2 separate regions of the Homo sapiens genome follow, and region 2 is linked to region 1. A link is a loop called in an ENCODE intact Hi-C map of the cell type or tissue named here. Cell type or tissue: CD14-positive monocyte. All regions are shown on one strand. Links, peaks and the distances in the headings refer to the core of each region. The heading gives the core; the rest is flanking DNA. Region 1 holds the start of TMEM235 (transmembrane protein 235). Region 2 overlaps TNRC6C (trinucleotide repeat containing adaptor 6C).

Region 1 (8,558 bases), core at 63-8,062:
GCAATTCTTCTGCCTCAGCCTCCCGAGTAGCTGGGACTACAGGCACACGCCACCAGGCCCAGCTAATTTTTGTATTTTTAGTAGAGACGGGGTTTCAGTATATTGGCCAGGCTGGTCTCGAACTCCTGACCTCATGATCCACCCGTCTCAGCCTCCCAAAGTGCTGGGATTACAGGCGTGAGCCACTGCACCTGGCCAAAACCTCCTCCTAGATAACAGTGGCGTTAAGCATTTTTTTTTTTTTTGAGATGGAGTCTTGCTCTGTTGCCCAGGCTGGAGTGCAGTGGTGTGATCTCAGTTCACTGCAACCTCTGCCTCCCGGGTTCAAGTGATTCTTCTGCCTCAGGCTCCTGAGTAGCTGGGATAACAGGCATGAGCCACCACTCCCAGCTAATTTTTGTATTTTTAGTAGAGACAGGGTTTTGCCATGTTGGCCAGGCTGGTCTGGAACTCCTGACCTCAAGTGATCCTCCCACCTCGGCCTCCCAAAGTGCTGAGATTACAGGCGTGAGCCACTGCACCTGGCCTTTTTTTGTTTTTTAAGACAGGGTCTCACTCTGTTGATCACAGCCACAGCTCACTGCAGCCTCAACCTCCTGCCTGGGTTCAAGCAATCCTCCCACCTTGGCCTCCCAGGTAGCTGAGACCACAGGCACAAGCCACCATATCTGGCCCTACGTAAGCTTTATGTGGGTGCAATAACAGATCTCAAACCAGCTCTCAGCTCAAGAGAAGGGGAAGCTGGGCACAGTGGCTCACGCCTATAATCCCAGCACTTTGGGAAGCCGAGGCAGGAGGATCACTTGAACCCAGGAGTTCGAGACCAGCCTGGGCAACATAGGGAGACCCCTGCCCTCCCTGTCTCTGAAAAAAAAAAAAAAAAAAAAAGAAAGGAGAGGCTGGGCTTGGTGGCTCACACCTGTAATCCCAGCACTTTGGGAAGCCCAGGCAGGAGGATCACTTGAACCCTGGAGTTTGAGTCCAGCCTGGGCAACATAGGGAGACCTTGTCTCTAAAAAAATAAATAGAGTGAGAGAGAGAAGGGGAAGTCACCGGGAGGACACACATGGAGCACGCAGCCCAAATGGGGCTCCTCTGTTCTCCCTGCAGAGTCAGTTCGTACCTTTCACATGCACAAAGGTGTTGATCCAACCGAAGCAATATTGATTCTTGTTATATTGCTTTATTGTGGGGTCAGTGTCAGAGTACCACGAGTTTTCATCACGCACCGTTCTTTCCCCAGCTGCAGTGTGTTTAGGGGGGGAACGAGGCCCCACCCCCTATCCCTATCGCCTCTGCCTTTATAACGGCTGCTACTCTCTGAGCACCTGTTGAGTTCTTTCACCTTCCAGATCTAATGTGCTATCCCCACCCCTAGAGAACAGGGCTGCTGGATGCCACATGGCTCCCAGAGAGGGGCTGTGGTCAGGGAAGCCCCAGCTCCAAGGGGGCTGGAAAACCCCAGAGCTGCCCACGTGCGGCAACACAGTCTGGTGCTGCAGGTGTGAGGACGGCTACAAAATACCTGAGCCATTCTGTCACTCTGTCTGAACTCTGTTTGAAATATTGTTTCAATAACTGCTAGGCTGGTTTTTCCTTCCTGACTATATTCCTCAAACCAACAAGAGCCTAGCAGAGGAAAGCATGGCCAAAACGCCCCAAGAAGAGAGCCTTGGCTTCACCTCCAAGGGCCACCATCCGGGAGGATGTCCTCAGACCTCTGATCCCCTCTCTGCAGGCTCTGCCCAGCCCTGTGTGGCAACCCAGAGGAAGCCTCCCCTTCGTTTGAGATTTAACCCCAGACCTTAGGCGATGGCTGCCCAGCCTGTCCCTTCCGCCTGTGTGGCTGCCCACGCGGGCGTTGCTCATGGGGCTAGTCCTGGGTGGATGGGTGGGGGCCTCTCGCCGGCTCCTCTGCCTCCCACCCCCACTGGCACCCCACGCCTGTCCTAGAAGGTTCTTTCTGCCTGTTTTCTCCGTGAGTGACTGGACAGGCAGAGGCCGGCCTTGCTGGAGGGGGCATTTGTAATTATGAGTGAATCCAAAACAAGGTTTTTTCCTTCCGCAGCCCCCCGCCCGGCTGTGGGGCCCAGCCACTGCACTTCACCGGATGCCGTCTGGTTGGTCCTCAGGACTGATACAGACCAGGACCCCAGGGCCAGCCCGTGCCAGGCTCCTATGCTTCCAGGAGCACGGGTGGGTGGTCCTGCTGCCTGGCCGGCCATCCTCCTGGGGTCGGTCTCTGGCCGATCCTCCCTCCTCCTCTCAAGCCCTGCACAGCCCGGCCAGGCAGGTGCATCTTGTTTGGCTGCTGAGGAGCCGGGGGTTCAGGGAAATTAAGGAACGTGCCCAGGGACCCGGGGCCAGCCCGTGGGGACGCTGGGATTGGAGCCCAAGCCCCAGGTTCGCCGCGCGGCTCTCGACTTCCTCTCCTTTCCCCCAGGGGCGAGCTCAGCGACCGCAGAGAGGTGGGGTCGATCTCCCTGCGACCCCAGGGGGCCCGCGAGGCCAGTGCGCGGGCAGGAGCGGGGACGTGCTCAGAAGAGCCGGGCGCCGCCGCGCCCGCCCGCCCCCCGTCCCCCGGCTCCCGGCTCCGCGCGCCCCCCGCCGCCCCCGGGGCCCTGCTACCCCCGACCCGTCCCCTCCCGCCGGCCGCCCCCATGGCCCGGCTGGGCGCGCTGCTCCTGGCCGCCGCCCTGGGTGCACTGCTCAGCTTCGCGCTCCTGGCCGCCGCGGTCGCCAGCGACTACTGGTACATCCTGGAGGTGGCGGACGCCGGCAATGGCAGCGCCTGGCCCGGGCGCGCAGAGCTGCTCTCCTCGCACTCGGGGCTCTGGCGCATCTGCGAAGGTAACCGGCCACCGCGCCGGCCCTCCTCCCTCCGCGACCTCGTCCCTCCGACACCCCCTTAACCCCGCCCTGCTCGTGTTGCCCCGCCAGACCCCCTTCCAGGACCCCTCTCTTGCATCCCGCTCTGCCCCAGGGTGTCTCTCCGCTCCCTCCCCATCACCCTCCGTCTTCCCCCAAAACTGACAGCCCAAGGGCTACAGGAGGGAGGGAGCCCAGTTCGGGGCCCCTCACAGCCGGAGGAGGGGGCTGTGGGGCGACAGTGGGGGAGGGAAGCCTAGAGGTGTGTAGTTGGGGGGCCTCATCCAAGTCACCAGGGGTTGTTTCTTGATCACGCTCCCCGGGGTTTGGGCCTGGCAGCCCCTTGTCCCCGTCCCTGTCAGGCACTGTCAGAGCTGTTCACCCCACACCTCCTGATGCCGCGGGGGCAGGGGTTCCAAATGTGTACAGAGGCTTCAGAGTCCGGGGAGAGAGAAGGGGATCCCAGCAGGCTGGAGGGTCCACAGGGCCCCCTCCGTTCCCCCCAGCTCCCTCCTCCGGAGCTGGGGCCAGCCTGGGGAGCTTCCCCTTCACAGCGCGAGGGCTGGCAGGGCAGGGGTGTGTGTGTGAGTGAGCATGTGTGTGCATCTGAATATGTGTGCATGTGCTGAACATGAACATGTGTGAGCACCTGGCTGTGTATGTAAATATGAATATGTGAGTGTGAGTGTATGTAGTTGTGTGTGCATGTGAATATGAGTGTGTGAGCATGTCAGTGTGCATGTGTGTGCATGTGAGAGTGTGTGGGCATGTATATGAGTGAGTGCATGTGTGGGTGGTGCACATGTGCTGGTGGCTTCCTCAGTGCAACTGGGGAGGAGTTAGGAGCCTTGTGTTCATCCAACAGACTGCCTAACTGTGCTCCAAAGACCTCCTGACATGCACCTGTGTGCACGTGTGCACACGCCTGTGCCTATGCAGGTGGCTCTGCACGCGTGTGAGAACCAGAGAGTATGTATGCCCACATGACACGAGTCAGGAAGATTCCAGAGCGAGGCTTCCCAGGAGCCCGTTTTGTACACCCTTTTTCCTTTCAGGCAAAGCCTGAGTTCCACACACAAACGCATTACAAGGACCCCTGCCTGAGGGACTCTGAGGGGGCCTCCATGGAGCGTTTGAAAGTTTAAACATGCACCTGTGCAGGCATAACTTGCACGTGAAAATAAACAAGGTGAAGGCTGGGCCCGGTGGCCCACGCCTGTAATCCCAGCACTTTGGGAGGCCGAGGCGGGTGGATCACGAGGTCAGGAGATCGAGACCACAGTGAAACCCCGTCTCTACTAAAAATACAAAAAATTAGCCGGGCACGGTGGCGGGTGCCTGTAGTCCCAGCTACTTGGGAGGCTGAGGCAGGAGAATGGCGCGAAACCGGGAGGCGGAGCTTGCAGTGAACCGAGATCGCGCCACTGCACTCCAGCCTGGGGTGACAGAGCGAGACTCCATCTCAAAAAAAAAAAAAAGAAAAAGAAAATAAACAAGGCTAAAGGTCTTGGGCCTTTTCATCCCACTTGGAGTCCCAGCCCTGAGTTTCAGCAGAAGAGAAGCTGGCAGGGCCCTGTGGTGCCAGGGGGTCCCCTGGGCTCGGGTAGGCTGCTGGGTGCACCACAGCGTCCAGGCCCCAGGCTTCGAGGCCTATGTTTCCCAGGGCAGAACGGCTGCATCCCGCTGGTCGACCCTTTTGCCAGTGAGAGCCTGGACGTCTCCACCTCGGTGCAGCACCTCATCTGTGAGTCCTGGGTGGGGCCACCTCCCCATCCTTTCCAAATATTCAGGCAAGGCAGATCCCAGCCATCCCCATCCCCATCCCGCAGCACTGCTTCCACTGCCCCTGCGTTTCCAAGAGGACGTTTCCACGCAGACCTGTCCCAGTGCTGTGCTGCTGTCCCTAACCACAGGTGCCCAGCTCCCAGCCTATCCTGTTTTCCCCTGTCTCAGTTTCCCTCTCAGTGGTGATGGCTCATCCCTTTGTTATTGGGGAAGCCAGGCAGCTCCCAGCTTGGCTGGATCCTGCGGGCCTTGCAGACTCCTGGCTCCCCATTTAGGACTCGATTCTTCCAGATGGCCTGCTGTCTACCTGGCTGGCACCTTCCACCTGGCGGGTTGGGGGACATGTGAGGCCTGGGGATGGGGGCTGGGAGTGTTCTGGGGACGCCTCCCCTCCTGGCCTTAGGAAGCCCCTGCCAGAGTCAGAGGGGGCCACTGGGAGGGTCCAGTGGTGTCCACAGAGATGGGCGTCAGCCGCTTTTCCTGAGAAGACGAAGCACCACGTCACTGTCCTCCGGCAGACAAGTGCTGAAGGGCCCACCTGGACCAGAATTCTCACCTGAGCCCCCTTTCCTGCAGTGCTGCACCGTGCAGTCATTGTGGTCCTGCCCCTGAGCCTGGTCCTTCTCGTGTGTGGCTGGATCTGCGGCCTGCTCAGCTCCCTGGCCCAGAGCGTGTCTCTGCTGCTTTTCACCGGCTGCTACTTCCTGCTGGGGAGTGAGTCTGGGGCCCTGGGGGAATGGCTCCAAAGATGGGAGCTGGGCCACAGGTCCCGGGAGTGGGGTGCTGCCTCTCCTGTTGCCCTCGTCCCCTGCTCCCTTCTGGGCGGGTGCTGAGTCTGGCGATGGAGCCGTGGCAGGCAGCTCCCTGTGGTTCCAGAAGGTACCCATGTATATTTGTTCTCACGTTGCTATAAAGAAATGCCTGAGACTGCGTAATTTATAAAGAAAAGAGGTTTAGGCCGGGAGCAGTGGCTCATGCCTGTGATCCCAGCACTTTGGGAGGCTGAGGTGGGTGGATCATCTGAGGTCAGGAGTTCAAGACCAGCCTGACCAACATGGTAAAACCCCATCTTTACTAAAAACACAAAAATTAGCTGGGCTTATAAAGAAAAGAGGTTTAATTGGCTCATGGTTCTGCATGCTGTAGAGGAAGCATGATGCTTGGCTTCTGGGGAGGCCTCAGGAAAATGACAATCACAGGCGGAAGGCCAAGGCAGGGAGCCAGCATTTCACATGGCTGGGACAGGAGGAAGAGAGTAGGGAGGTGTTACACACTTTTTTTTTTTTTTGAGATGGAGTTTCGCTCTTGTTGCCCAGGCTGGAGTGCAATCGCATGATCTCGACTCACTGCAACCTCCGCATCCTGGGTTCGAGCAATTCTCCTGCCTCAGCCTCCTGAGTAGCTGGGATTACAGGCATGCGCCACCACACCCAGCTAATTTTGTATTTTTGGTAGAGACGGGGTCTCTCCATGCTGGTGAGGCTGGTCTTGAACTCCTGACCTCAGGTAATCCACCTGCCTCAGCCTCCCTAAGTGCTGGGATTATAGGTGTGAGGCACCGTTCCCAGCTGGGTGCTACATAGTTTTTTTTTTTTTTTTTTTGAGACGGAGTCTCGCTCTGTCTCCTAGGCTGGAGTGCAGTGGCGCAATCTTCGCTCACTGCAAGCTCTGCCTCCCAGGTTCATGCCATTCTCTTGCCTCAGCCTCCTGAGCAGCTGGGACTACAGGCACCTGCCACCACGCCCGGCTAATTTTTTTGTATTTTTAGTAGAGATGGGGTTTCACCATGTTAGCCAGGATGGTCTCAATCTTCTGACCTTGTGATCCTCCTGCCTCGGCCTCCCAAAGTGCTGTGATTACAGGCATGAGCCACCATGCCCAGCCCTGGGTGCTACATACTTTTAAACAACCAGATCTCAGAACTCACTCACTATCCAGAGAACAGCACCAAGGGAAATGGTGCTAACCCATTCATGGGAAGCCACTGCCATGATCCAGTCATCTCCCACCAGGCGCCCCCTCCAACACTGGGGATTATCATTCCACATGCGATTCGGGCCGGGACACCAAACCCTAGCACCGTGATAGGAGCAGGGCTTCTGGTTGTGGGTCAGAGCCTGGGACAGGGAGGAGCACCGGGGTCCAAGCTTCTTGGTGCGGGGGGCATGAGGGCCTCCAGGGCAACCCCAGGACCTGCTCTACTGGGTCAGATCATGCGGGGGGGCCTGGGGCCAGCCCCTCACCACACCCTTCTCCTTCCTGTACTGTCCTGGTGGGAGGAGCAAGGGTTCCGGGGTTTGGCACAGATGAGGCAGGGCCAGGCATGAAGGCAGGTGAGACAGGGCACCAGAGGCCTCAGCTCTGACCCCAGCACAGGCTGAGACTGTAACCGGTAACCACCCATCCACTGACGCGGCTCCAGCTCTGACTACATGCCGAGTGCTGGCCAAGTGCTCCTCCGAAGGCTCCTCCGAGGGCCCCCCAGTCCCAGCTGCAGGTGAGAAATCTGAGGCCTGGAGAGGGCCGAGGGCCTGGGCTCCCCTTCACCCCCACTGGTGCTGTCTCCTCAGTTTCCACCGACTGCCCAGCACTGGCTGTTGCGGAAGGTGGACTAGGGGCTCCTGACAGTCTGTCCTCAGCCGCCCCTGTCAATCAAGGCTAGGCCCGAGCCAGGCCCTGATGTCTCAGGCCAGCTCCACTGTCAAGGCTGTGGCCACAAGGAGCAGACCATCCAGGGCTGGGGGCACCCTCCCTGTTTCTCTGGGAGGCCTCTGTCACTGAGGAGGCCCGACTGGGTGCAGAGATTGGGGAAACCAGCAGCCTTGGTATTGGTCACAGGCCACATGAGAACAACAGTGAAGTCAAGGTCTCCTCTAGACAATGAAATCAGGAAGAATCCAAATGACCTGACCCTGCGGCCCATCTGTGAGTGTTCAAAATCCAATTAAGAGGACCTTCGGGAGCCAGCGACTAGAGTGTAATTGGGTTGGGATTGTAACCAGAAGAACTTACAGGGACACGGACCCTCTGCATTGTGCCTGGGAGCGAAGGCACCGGCTAGGGGGTGGAGGGGCCGGAGGTAGCTGGTGGATGGGTGGGGGTTCCACTGCGACTCCAGCCTCCCCAGGCAGAGGGGGCCTCCATCCTAGTATGAGGGTCAGCTGTGGGCCGAAGCACAGAGGGCTCTCAGGATGTCACACCAAAGGCACCTGCCCAGGGTCAGCTCGGCCCTCACCCCTCACTAGCACTGCAAGGAGGGGGAGGGAGATAGAGGGCCCCAGATCGATTGGGTGCCCTTCCCTGAGACAGGATCTTGGGGGGCCTGGGGGACCGACAGGGCCCACGGTGACAGAGTCCTTTAGAGTTTCCCAGCTTGAGGTTGCAGGTGCCAGCCGCAGAGGCCTCCTTTAGGAGGTCTGCCAGGAGCTGAGCCTGGGCCCCATCACCAGGGATTTGGGAGGTACTTCAGGTCCCAGTTTGGGAGCTTACTCTTCACCTTCATTTTGGGAGAAAGGCCGTGTCCTCGGCCAGGCTACAGGAGGCAGCTGGTGTTTGGAGAGGGCTCAGCTGGTGGGGCGGCCTGCCAGGAAGTGGGGCCTTGGGCTGCAGCTGCAGCCAGTGCTACAGGCAGAGACAGGCAGAGACAGGCACCTCCTGCCGCACGGTCAGCCCCCGCTGCTGGGGGCTGACCCCCACCCCTGCTTCTCCCAGGGACCGCTTCATTCAATTTGGCTTCACATTCTTCCCCAAAATAAATCCATAATTTCTGTTGCTACGCTGCCCAGCCGGGCAGGCATCCGTGTGTCCTCCCTCCCTCAGCCTCCCCATGCCTTCTTCTCCCCACTCTCTGTCCCACTCTTCTTCCCAAGTTTGGTTCCCAGGAGGAATCACAGAAGACCAGGCTG
Region 2 (11,180 bases), core at 3,012-11,011, 130 kb before region 1:
TAAAAATGAAAAAATTAGCTGCGTGTGGTGGCACACGTCAGTGGTCCCAGCTACTCAGGAGGCTGAGACAGGAGAATCACTTGACCTTGGGAGGTCAAGGCTGCAGTGAGCTGTGATTGGGCCACTGCACTCCAGCCTGGGTGACAGAGCAAGACTTCGTCTCAAAAAAAGAAAAGGCCTCCCAAAGCGCTGGGATTACATGCGTGAGCCAGTGCGCACGGCCGAGCTGACACCCTTTTAAAGTAAAGACCTTCTTGAGGGAATTAACACAGGAACAGAGAACAGACAGCTCACACGTTCCCACTTACAAACGGGAGCCCAACACCGAGTTCACACAACACAAAGAAGGGAGCAGCAGACACCGGGGCCTGCTGTATGGTAGAGGGTGGGAGGAAGGAGAGGATTCAGAAACTGCCTGTGGGGTACTGTGCTCACTACCTAGGTGATGGAATGATCTCTACACCACACCCCCACGACGCACAGTTCACCTGTGTGACAAACCTGCACATGGACTCCCTGAACCCAAAATAAAAATTGGAAAAAATAAAAGTGAAGACCTGCAGATTACCCATAAATGTTAACTTGCCTCAGCTCTGGTGCCCTCATTCTAAAGAGGTCCCTTGCAGCAGGGCAGCTGCAAACAGCTGTGCAGGTTGGACACTGCACGTGTCCAGGAGGTGCCACACACCTGGTTATTCACTGCACAACGCCATGTGGGCCTACGGCTGAGATGCCATGGCTTTTCAGAAACCGTCCGATTCTGTTTATGGTCATCAGTTTAGCAGCCAGACTGTGCTCATGTTCCCTCTGCTAGCCAGGATACGTGCACTGGCAGAGTCATTGTCCCAATTAGAGCTCTTTCCATCCTGTGTTCACCCCAACTGTCACCATTATTCCATCCTCGCTCTTCTTCTCCAGCTTCTTGCTTTCTTCACAGAATTGAAAGGGAGAGCCACATTAGAAAATATGAAATAAAACCAAGCAGCGAGGAGCTGAGCTTTTACACAAGGGATTGAGGTGCCTTAAGGATGGCCCATTTATCCTAAGTCTCCCTTTCAGGCACAGGGACAAGCTTTCCTCAAAAAACTACAGTCCTAGGGATAGAATAACTCAAGTCCATATACACAGTTATTAGGACAGATGTCTCTTAATTATTCCTGTATTTAAAAAGGGAATCATGAGCCGGGTGTGGTGGCATGCACCTGTGGTCCCTGTGACTCCGGAGGCTGAGGCAAGAGGATCACTGAGCCCAGGAGGTTGAGGCTGCTGTGCACTGTGATCATGCCTGTGAACAGCCACTGTGCTGCAGCCTGGGTGACATTGCAACAGCCCCATCTCTTAAAAAAAAATTTTTTTTAAGCAAAATATGAGTGTAAGCTGATGGGACACCCCAGTCAGAAGAAATACTCAAATTTTTATGGCAAATTTTGTAATAAAAGGCTTGGAGTTTTGTTCTTCCATTTTGTGGCCATTGTTTGAACTGTGAAAGGATGTAGATTGCCCTGGATTTTTATTTTACCTTATTTGGGAGAGGAAATCAGTGTGGTCCTTTAAAACTCTTAAAACATGGTATTTTAAGCATTCTGGCGGGAATTCTCAAAGAAGCTCATGCTGCTTCTTGCCCTTTGATTCCTCTGCCTTCAGCAACATCCCAGGCCTCCCTGAGTGGGTACAGGGACCCAGAGTAGGAGGCATGCCCCGTTTCTTCTTTCCCACATGTCACTTTCATGTTCAGGCTTCTATTAAAAATGGCAGCCTAGGGAGAGGTTGATTCCTGATGGTTCTCACACCCCACAGTTAGAGTCATGAACCCGGACACCGCCACCACCTTGCTCAGTGCCGTGTTTGGTTCTGCAGGGTCCTCCCCGCCATCATCTCAGAATGCCACGCTGCCTTCTTCGAGTGCCTGGCCACTCAGTGCCTCCGGCTACAGTAGCTCTTTCAGCAGCATTGCATCCGCACCTAGTGTTGCAGGTACGCGCCTGGCCTCTAGACTTGCAGGTAGCATTTTCTTTCTTTTCCCAAACAAAACTTTGACAGGCCCCAGCTTTTCCTATTGGCTCTTTACTCACTCCCTGAGCTGGGAGGCCGTGTGGCGTGATGAAGGATGGGTGGGGGCCTTGCCCAGGCACAGTGGGCACGCTGGGCACATCAGCTTGCACGCACATGGAAGTGGTAACGTCTTCTCCATACAAGTGTGTGGGCCCACTGCCTTCTCTCTTCCTTTCCCCCATGGCCACAAGACAAGGGCTCTGCAAGGTTTTGAAAACTTAGAGGCAAAACACTTCTGGGAATTTGTGGTTACTTGAGTTTGCCAGGGGCTTGACTTGGTGTTTCTTTGCCTATCACACAGTCTGCTGGTGTTAGAGAGCACTCTGTGTGGCTCCCCAAACACAGCAGTGAGTTTTCTTCTTTGTCTCAAGACTGCATATGCTCCATCTCTCTGCCTTTCTAGGTAAACTGTCAGACATCAAATCGACGTGGTCCTCTGGCCCTACCTCCCACACGCAAGCCTCTCTGTCTCATGAACTATGGAAGGTGCCCAGAAACAGTACTGCACCCACGAGGCCACCTCCAGGGTTAACCAATCCCAAGCCCTCCTCCACCTGGGGTGCCAGCCCCCTCGGCTGGACCAGCTCCTACTCCTCGGGTAAGCTCCATGCTCCTCGTGTTCCGATGGGGGCCTTACCCTTTAGGGGATGTGCTTATCACTTTGTCCTGTACCTCCTTTGTAAGGACCCCTGCCTGTAACTCTGGAGCCTGGGAGGGCTTAGGAGGGCACCAGGGCCACCCTAGATGTCCATCCAGGGCAGTAGCTGGGTGAGCCTGGTGTTTTTAGCATCAGCCTAGGTGTGCCGGCACGCAGCAGGTTTGCTCTGGGCCAAGAGGTCCCAGGCAGTTCCAGCACCCATTGAGGGCCCACACTGGCCAATTCTATCCTCAGGAGTGTGGCTGCCCCACACTGGGCCATCAGAGGCCTGCACAGCGCTTTAGGCTCTCTGCCCCCATGACTCCCCTTCGCACAGGGATCTGGATTTCTGCTTTTTATATTTGCTTCTCCACAAGATGTCACTGGGACGTAAGGCTTTTGCAGGCCCAAAACAAAACAAACCCCACCAGTTTGAAAAAACAACTCTCATAATATTGCAGCTTCTCTCAGGTGCTGCATGTCGAACCTCAGAGATGAAAGAAATGTACTGGGAATTTAGGAAACTGAAGATTTACACCAGCGTGGGCAACAAAGTGAGACCCCATCTCCACAAAAAATAAATTAGTGGGGCATAGTGGCACATACCTGTGATCCCAACTGCTGGGGAGGCTGAGACAGGAGGATGGCTCAAGCCCAGGAGATTGAGGCTACAGTGAGCTATGCTTGAGCCACTGCACTCCAGCCTGGGTGTAATAATAATAAATAACAAAATTTTTAAAATCAGCTACAGATAGTGTATTAGTCCATTTTCACACTGCTGATGAAGACATACCCGAGACTGGGCAATTTATAAAAGAATGAGATTTATTGGACTTACAGTTCCATGTGTCTGGGGAGGCCTCACAATCCTGGTAGAAGGTGAAAGGCATGTCTCACATGGCAGCAGACAAGAAGAGAGAGAGAGCTTGTGCAGGGAAACTCCCATTTTTAAAACCATCAGCTCTCATGAGACTTACTCACTATCACGAGAACAGCATGGAAAAGACCTGCCCCCATGATTCAGTTAACCTCCCACTGGGTTCCTTCACGAAACATGGGAATTGTGGGAGTTACAATTCAAGATGAGATTTGGGTGGGGACACAGCCAAACCATATCATTCTGCCCCTGACCCCTCCCAAATCTCATGTCCTCACATTTCAAAACCAATCATGCCTTCCCAGCAGTCCCCTAAAGTCTTAACTCATTTCAGCATTAACTCAGAAGTCCACAGTCCAAAGTCTCATCTGAGGTAAGGCAAGTCCCTTCCACCTACAAGCCTGTAAAATCAAAAGCAACTTAGTTACTTCCTAGATACAATGGGGGTACAGGCATTGGGTAAATACAGTCATTCCAAATGGGAGAAATTGGCCAAAACAGAGGGGCTCAGGCCCCATGCAAGACCAAAATCCAGCAGGGCAGTCAAATCTCAAAGCTCCAAAATGATCTTTGACTTCATATCTCGCATCTGGGTCATGCTTAGGCAAGAGGTTGGTTACCATGGTCTTGGGCAGCTCTGCAGGGTACAGCCTCCCTCTTGGCTGTCTTCACGGGCTGGTATTGTCTGCAGCTTTTCCAGGCACACGGTGCAAGCTGTCAGTGGATCTACCATTCTGGGGTCTAGAGGACGGTGACCTTCTTCTCATAGCTCTACTAGGTGGTGCCCCAGTAGGGACTTTGTGTGGGGGCTCCAACCCCACATTTCCCTTCCACACTGCCCTAGCAGAGGTTGTCCATGAGAGCCCTGCCCCACAGCAAAGTATTGTCTGAACATCCAGGCATTTCCGTATATCCTCTGAAATCTAGGTGGAGGTTCCCAAACCTCAGTTCTTCACTTCTGTGCACCCAGAGTCTCAACACCACGTGGAAGCTGCCAAGGCTTGGAGATTGCTCCCTCTGAAGCCATGGCCCAAACTGTACCTTGGCCCCTTTCAGTCACAACTGGAGCGGCTGGGACACAAGGCACCAAATTCCTAAACTGCACACAGCATGTGGACCCTGGGCCTGGCCCATGAAGCCATTTTTTCCTTGTAGGCCTCTGGGCCTGTGATGGGAGGGGCTTCTCTGAAGACCTCTGACATGCTCTAGAGACAGTCTCCATTTTCCCCATTGTCTTAGGGATTAACATGCAGCTCCTCGTTACTTAGGCAAATTTCTGCACCCAGCTTGAATTTTTCCTCAGAAAATGGGATTTCCTTTTTTTTTTTTTTTTTTTTTTGAGATGGAGTTTCACTCTTGTCACCCAGGCCGGAGTACAGTGGCGTGATCTCGGCTCACTGCAACCTCTGCCTCCCAGGTTCAAGTGATTCTCCTGTCTCAGCCTCCCGAGTAGCTGGGACTACAGGTGCCTGCCACCATGCCCAGCTAATTTTTGTATTTTTAGTAGAGATGGGGTTTCCCCATGTTGGCCAGGCTGGTCTCAAACTCCTGACCTCCCGTAATCCACCCATCTCAGCCTCCCAAAATGCTGGGATTACAGGCGTGAGCCACCGTGCCTGGCCAATTTTCTGAACTTTCATGTTCGACTTTCCTTATAAAACGGAATGCTTTTAGCAGCACCCAAGTCACCTCTTGAAGGCTTTGCTGCTTAGAAATTTCTTCTGCCAGATACCCTCAATCATCCCTCTCAAGTTGAAAGCTCCACAAATCTCTAGGGCAGGGGCAAAATGCCGCCAGTCTCTTTGCTAAAACAACAAGAGCCACCTTTGCCCCAGTTCCCAACAAGTTCCTCATTTCCATCTGAGACCGCTGCAGCCTGGACTTTATTGTCCATATCCTTATCAGCAATTTGTCAAAGCCATTTCACAAGTCTCTAGGAAGTTCCAAACTTTCCCACATTCTCCCGTCTATTTCTGAGCCTTGAGTTCCAACCTCTGCCTGTTACCCAGTTCCAAAGTTGCTTCCGTGCCAAGACCAGCTTGATCAGGGAGACCCTAACCCAGAGGCACTAGAGGAATTAAAGACACACACACAGAAATAGAGCGGTGTGAAGTGGGAAATCGGGGGTCTCACAGCCTTCAGAGCTGAGAGCCCTAAACAGAGATTTACCCACGTATTTATTAACAGCAAGTCAGTCATTAGCATTGTTTCCGTAGATACTAGATTAACTACAAGTATCCCTTATGGGAGATAAAGGGATGGGTTTGGCTAGTTATCTGCAACAGGAGCATATCCTTAAGGCACAGATCGCTCGTGCTACTGTTTGTGGTTTAAGAACGCCTTTAAGCAGTCTTCCGCCCTGGGTGGGCCTGGTGTTCCTTGCCCTCATTCCGGTACACCCACAACCTTCCAGCATGGGCGTCATGGCCATCATGAACATGTCACAGTGCTGCAGAGAGTTTTTTTTATGGCCAGTTTTGGGGCCAGTTTAATGGCCAGATTTTGGGGTGGGGGTGGGAATCACGGGAGTTACAATTCAAGATGAGATTTGGATGGGGACACAGCCAAACCGTATCAGATAGTTGGAAAGTAATGGTTTCTGCCTTTTAGCGGCAGCCTTCAGGGATTTGCTCTGTTGTATTAACCAGAAGAACCTGGGAGCACTGATTCCACACCGGGTCTGGGGACAGGCAGAGGTGGAGAGCAGAGCTTCCCTGGAGATTCTCGGGCCTCATCACCCCCGTCTCTCCTGGCACAGATGGGAAAACACAGGCCTCCCGGGCTGGTGGGAAGATCCAAAAAGTCAGAGTCACCACGGGGAAGTGGGAAGGGGGTCTGCAGGGACTGTGAGGTTTTGGTTTACCAAAGATAGCATGGGCCTCCCAGGCTGAGAAAGGCTTTCCTAAAGCACGCAGTGACGGCCTGTGCTGTCCCACACTTCAGCACAATAAGAAGTGGGGAGGGCCGCACTATCCACTGGCACGGGGCCTTGTCAACCAGGTTCTCCCCTCTTGTTGCAGGTTCTGCCTGGAGCACCGACACCTCAGGAAGAACCAGCAGCTGGCTCGTTCTTCGAAACCTCACTCCCCAGGTGCAATATGGTGCCCCTGCATCACTGAGCATGATCCAGGGAGGGTTCCCGCTTGGCCCCCAATGCAGATGAGGCTGTCTGGTGGGGCAGGATAGTTGGGGGTTCTTGGTCAGGGTCCATAAGTGACGCTGCATGGGAGGAGATGAGCAAGTGCCAGGATTGGCTCCAGCAGCGGCAGCAGATGGGGCCCAGGGGCCTCTTTTAACCATGTTCCTGGTGAATTGTTTGTTTCCCCACCAGAGGCTGGAAAAGTGTGCTCTGTAAATAGAATTGTTTATTTTACAACTAGCCATTCAAGAGTGGTTGGGCCTGGCTGGGCGCAGTAGCTCATGCCTGTAATCCCAGCACTTTGGGAGGCCGAGGCCAGGGATCACCTGAGCCCAAGAGTTGGAGACCAGCCTGGGCAACATAGCAAGACCCCATGTGTGTATTTTTATAACATTTTTTAAAAGAGTCGTTTGGCCACATCAGACTGTGGGGCTAGCCAGTCCCTTCCCGGGACCCAGGCCACACCCACCTGCACGTCTCCCAAGTCTGTTGTCAGCAGCTGGACCCAGGTGCCTTTTGCAAACCAGAGGCTCTGTGCGACGTGCTCTGGTGAAAGGAGAGCAGAATTCAAAATGGGGTTTTTCTCCTTCCTCTGATTAGCCTAACTTATAAAATGTAACTGAAGCATCCAAGTTTTTAGTTACACGTTTGGCCACAGAGATATAAAACGTTAATGTTGTAAAACCACATATTATTAGGCCTTTTAAAGAAAAACATTCCTAGTGTTTAGTGTATCCAATTTCATACGTTTTTTCTTTGGAAGGCTGTAGTGAAAGAAATCAGAAGAAAGCTCATTCATGTCCCTGTGCTTCCTCTATCAGATTGATGGTTCTACACTGCGGACATTGTGTTTGCAACATGGGCCTCTTATCACATTCCACCTGAATCTGACTCAAGGCAATGCTGTGGTCCGGTACAGCTCCAAGGAGGAGGCTGCCAAGGCCCAGAAGTCTCTGCACATGTATGTTTTCTCACAGCCACCTCAGCGCTCCAAGTAGCTCCCCATCCCCCAGAGCATTAGGTTAGGGGTGTTGCAGGGGTGTCCTGAGCCACCATAGCAGAATCCCACAGGCTGGCCACCCTCCCACTTCTGGAGGCTGGAAGTCTGATACCCAAGATGAAGGTGTGGGCAGGGCTGGTTTCTCCTGAGGCCTCTCTCCTTGGCTGTAGACAGCTGCCTTCTCCCTCTGTTCTTATATGGTCGTCTCTTTGTGCATGTCTGTGCCGTAATCTCTCCTTATAAGGACACCAGTCCTGTTGGACTAGGGCCTACCCATGTGACCTCATCTAACTAACTTAATTCCCGCCTTAAAGACCCCATCTCCAAACGTAGTCACATGGGGAGGTACTGGGTGTTAGGACTTCAACAAAGGAATTGGGGAAAGGCGACACAGGTCAGTTCCTCACAGGTATCTTGGGACTTACTGGTTTTTTTCTGCTGCTGAGTTGCTGTGTCTACTCCCTCCCTGTGACACATTCCTACACAGGGCCCAGCAGTGGTCCTCACAGCCAACCCTTCACCCTAGTGAAAGGTTGCTTTTGATAGAAGTACGAGTAGACCTGATCAGTAACATCACTTGAGACGTTGGAACCTAGAAATTAGTCATTCCTGTTTTTAGCCCAGGATGCAAATGACACTGACCCTAAACGAGCCCACATTTAATGATCTGTTCACGCACTTGAAGATGTACTCTGTGTACCAGTACGATGTTGCCACTAGAAGTCTGAACTGAGCAAAACATTCACAGTCTGGGTTTGGAAATAGCAGTGGCAAAACAGAAGCCACAGGATGGCTTCCATGTGGGGCCGTTCCCAATACAGAGAAAGCCAGTGCCACGAACTCAGCAGGACTTGGGGTGGCCCTGTTCACGTGCCCCATCTTGCTGTTGCAGGTGCGTCCTGGGAAACACTACCATCCTGGCCGAGTTCGCTGGTGAAGAAGAAGTGAATCGCTTCTTAGCCCAAGGCCAGGCGCTGCCACCCACTTCCAGCTGGCAGTCCAGCAGCGCGTCCAGCCAGCCGCGGCTCAGCGCAGCGGGCAGCTCCCATGGCCTGGTACGCAGCGACGCTGGCCACTGGAACGCCCCGTGCCTGGGTGGCAAGGGGAGCAGTGAGCTGCTGTGGGGCGGGGTGCCCCAGTACTCCAGCAGCCTGTGGGGCCCGCCCAGCGCCGACGACAGCAGGGTGATAGGCAGCCCCACGCCGCTAACCACCCTGCTGCCTGGGGACCTGCTCAGCGGGGAGTCCCTGTAGGCTCTGCCATCATCAGCACCAGGAGAGCCGACCCCTCCCGGGACCCCTCCCGGCTGGGCGGCCCCACAGACCCGCTGGAACCCAGCAGCGGCCGCCCTTTTGAGTACCTCTGTCCAGGACTGAAGACGAACCTTGGCCGCAGTCCTTGCGAACTGTTCGCAAAACAGTGCGGGCTGCGGTGGGTCAGCGTCACATGCTAATGACAGGATGTTCCTCGTAGCTTTTTATTTTGTGCGTCTTATGTTTGTATAGTGTGTTGTCATTTTGATTTTTTTTTTTTTTTTAAGTATAAAAGCTGCTTAGAATAGTTCTATCATGAAGGGCACTTTTCAGATTGTGGGCTGGAAAGGGTTATTTTATCTGTGGGGGAGGGAGGGAGACGTGAAGCCTATTTAAAATGAGCCTGTGACGATTATGCACATGACCAGAGGCGGCCGGTAATCAGGGCAGAGTCTGGTGTGGACCGCCGGGCGCAGAGCGGCTCCGCGGCGGGAGCTGAGCGGAAGGCGCGGGCTGCGATCTGCTCTCTGTTCCCCTGGATCCGCCTATGCACATTACCCTTGTTTCATTACTTTTTCATGTCATTTTTTTATCCCAAAAAATATTTTTTAAAAGTTAAAAAAAGACATATCAAACATGCAAATACTTGAATCCAGCAGGCCAATAGTGAAATGTGAACACTTTCTAATTCTACACTTCCAGGTTGACATCAGTACACAGAAACAGGCTCTAGGAAAAATTTCTAAGTTCATAGCCTACGTGTGTGTATGTGTGCGTGTTGAAACAGAAGTGTGTGTGTGTGTGCATGTGTGGCGCGTGCTCCTGCACGGCGTGCAGTTTTCTGTGTTTGTGTGTTTGAAAGCGTGTGAGGATTTAACTGTGGGTTTTCCCTTGTATTCAGTATACGCTTTTTTTTTGGCGCATTGGTCAAACGGTTGTTATTATTAGCTTCTAACTTTGCACTGAGTGTCCTCGCCCTTCCTTTAGCTAATCCTATACATTACAGAGAATTCCTAGGACAGGGCTGGCGACAATTCATGTGTAAATGTTTACTCAAGGACTCTGTGACTGCGTTTAAAAAGTACAGTGTATATCTCTGGAGAAATAACATGTATACCTACCTTTAGCAGCTTTTTATTGTGGACTAATGCAAGAAAATTATTACCAGAGTATTGCACCATTTTTCCATTTGGAATATAAAGTTAAAGAGAAAAAAAAAAAAAACTGTTGTTGAACTGTGGCCATAGATACTTGTAAAGAATGGATGGTTCCGTGGAAGGAACAGAAACAAGCACTTGGGCGTGGGTTGTGACTGCTTTTGGGGGAGCCTGGGGTTTGGGCTCCCACCTGTTTACAGACCTTTTTTTCTCCTTCAGACTTTAAAATTTTAAAAATTTAAAAAGGAATTAAAAAAAAAAAAAGACTTCCGTCGTAAAGAAACCTATTTTCAGAATGCAGATGCGTTCCTTCAGAGCTCTGGGACGGGACAGTGTTGTTCCCTCGGCCATCGTCGTGGACTCTGTCGATTGCTTTCGCCCCTTCGTCAAGGTGACAGGCGTTGTGGCCACTGTCTTGCACATGCCGGACGCGCTCTCAGGAAAGCCAGGGCTCCCGAGGGCAGCTCCACACCATTTCATGTATTTTTAAACCCAACTCCTAGCACTGAAGATGTTATTTAAAAAAAAAAAAAACAAAACAAAACAAAAAAATGAAAAAAAAGAAAAAGAGGAAAAAAAAACACAAAGAAGAAAAATACCTAATCTCTAATGTGTAGCAGTTACATATTTACCAAATAATGGACTCAAAAGAAATAGATGTTTGAAGAGTGCTTTATATATTAAAAATTGCTTTATGTTTTAAAAATGATCAATGTTTTGATTGTTTTGCAAGGAAGAAAGACAATGGAATAACATACCTTCAAGTATGTTTTAAAAAATATATATATGAACATTGTGCTCCCTGCCTGCTTGATCAGGAAACTTGTGCATTACATTTTTTTAATTAGCTTTTTAATGGTTTTATCAAAACAAAAAAAATACAAAAAAAAAAAAAAAAGTCCTGCAAGACTGCAGATCCACAAAAGCTGGTTTTATAGAGGATCATGAACTATGCACAAACTGGGTTCAAGACTTTTTTTCTCAAGTTTAGTAGGATATTTAGAAAAACCAACCTTCCTCAGAGTGACTGCATCTCATTGCCATTACATGCGTTCTATATATTCG

Evidence for each region. Peaks named below come from ENCODE experiments on the same cell type or tissue, not always from the same donor. Only the 100,000 strongest peaks of a DNase experiment are listed, where the experiment ranks them.
Region 2: a loop joins it to region 1, with 3 times the contacts of the local background. A loop is called at or near these places in 14 of 110 quality-filtered maps.

Annotation. Positions count from the first base shown.
Region 1 is chr17:78,229,364-78,237,921 of GRCh38, forward strand. TMEM235 (transmembrane protein 235) reads left to right here and starts at 2,268. Exons shown (of 5, transcript NM_001395503.1): 1 at 2,268-2,850; 2 at 4,532-4,612; 3 at 5,230-5,367. The coding sequence starts at 2,661. In CD14-positive monocyte, for the core only: no CTCF peak of the experiment used is centred there; no DNase peak of the experiment used is centred there; H3K27me3 peaks cover 3,339 bases.
Region 2 is chr17:78,095,888-78,107,067 of GRCh38, forward strand. It overlaps TNRC6C (trinucleotide repeat containing adaptor 6C), which reads left to right. Exons shown (of 23, transcript NM_001142640.2): 19 at 1,858-1,974; 20 at 2,456-2,650; 21 at 6,587-6,657; 22 at 7,527-7,666; 23 at 8,598-11,180. The coding sequence ends at 8,958. Among named protein-coding and RNA genes, the nearest start is that of TMC6, 27 kb to the right of the region's middle. In CD14-positive monocyte, for the core only: no CTCF peak of the experiment used is centred there; no DNase peak of the experiment used is centred there.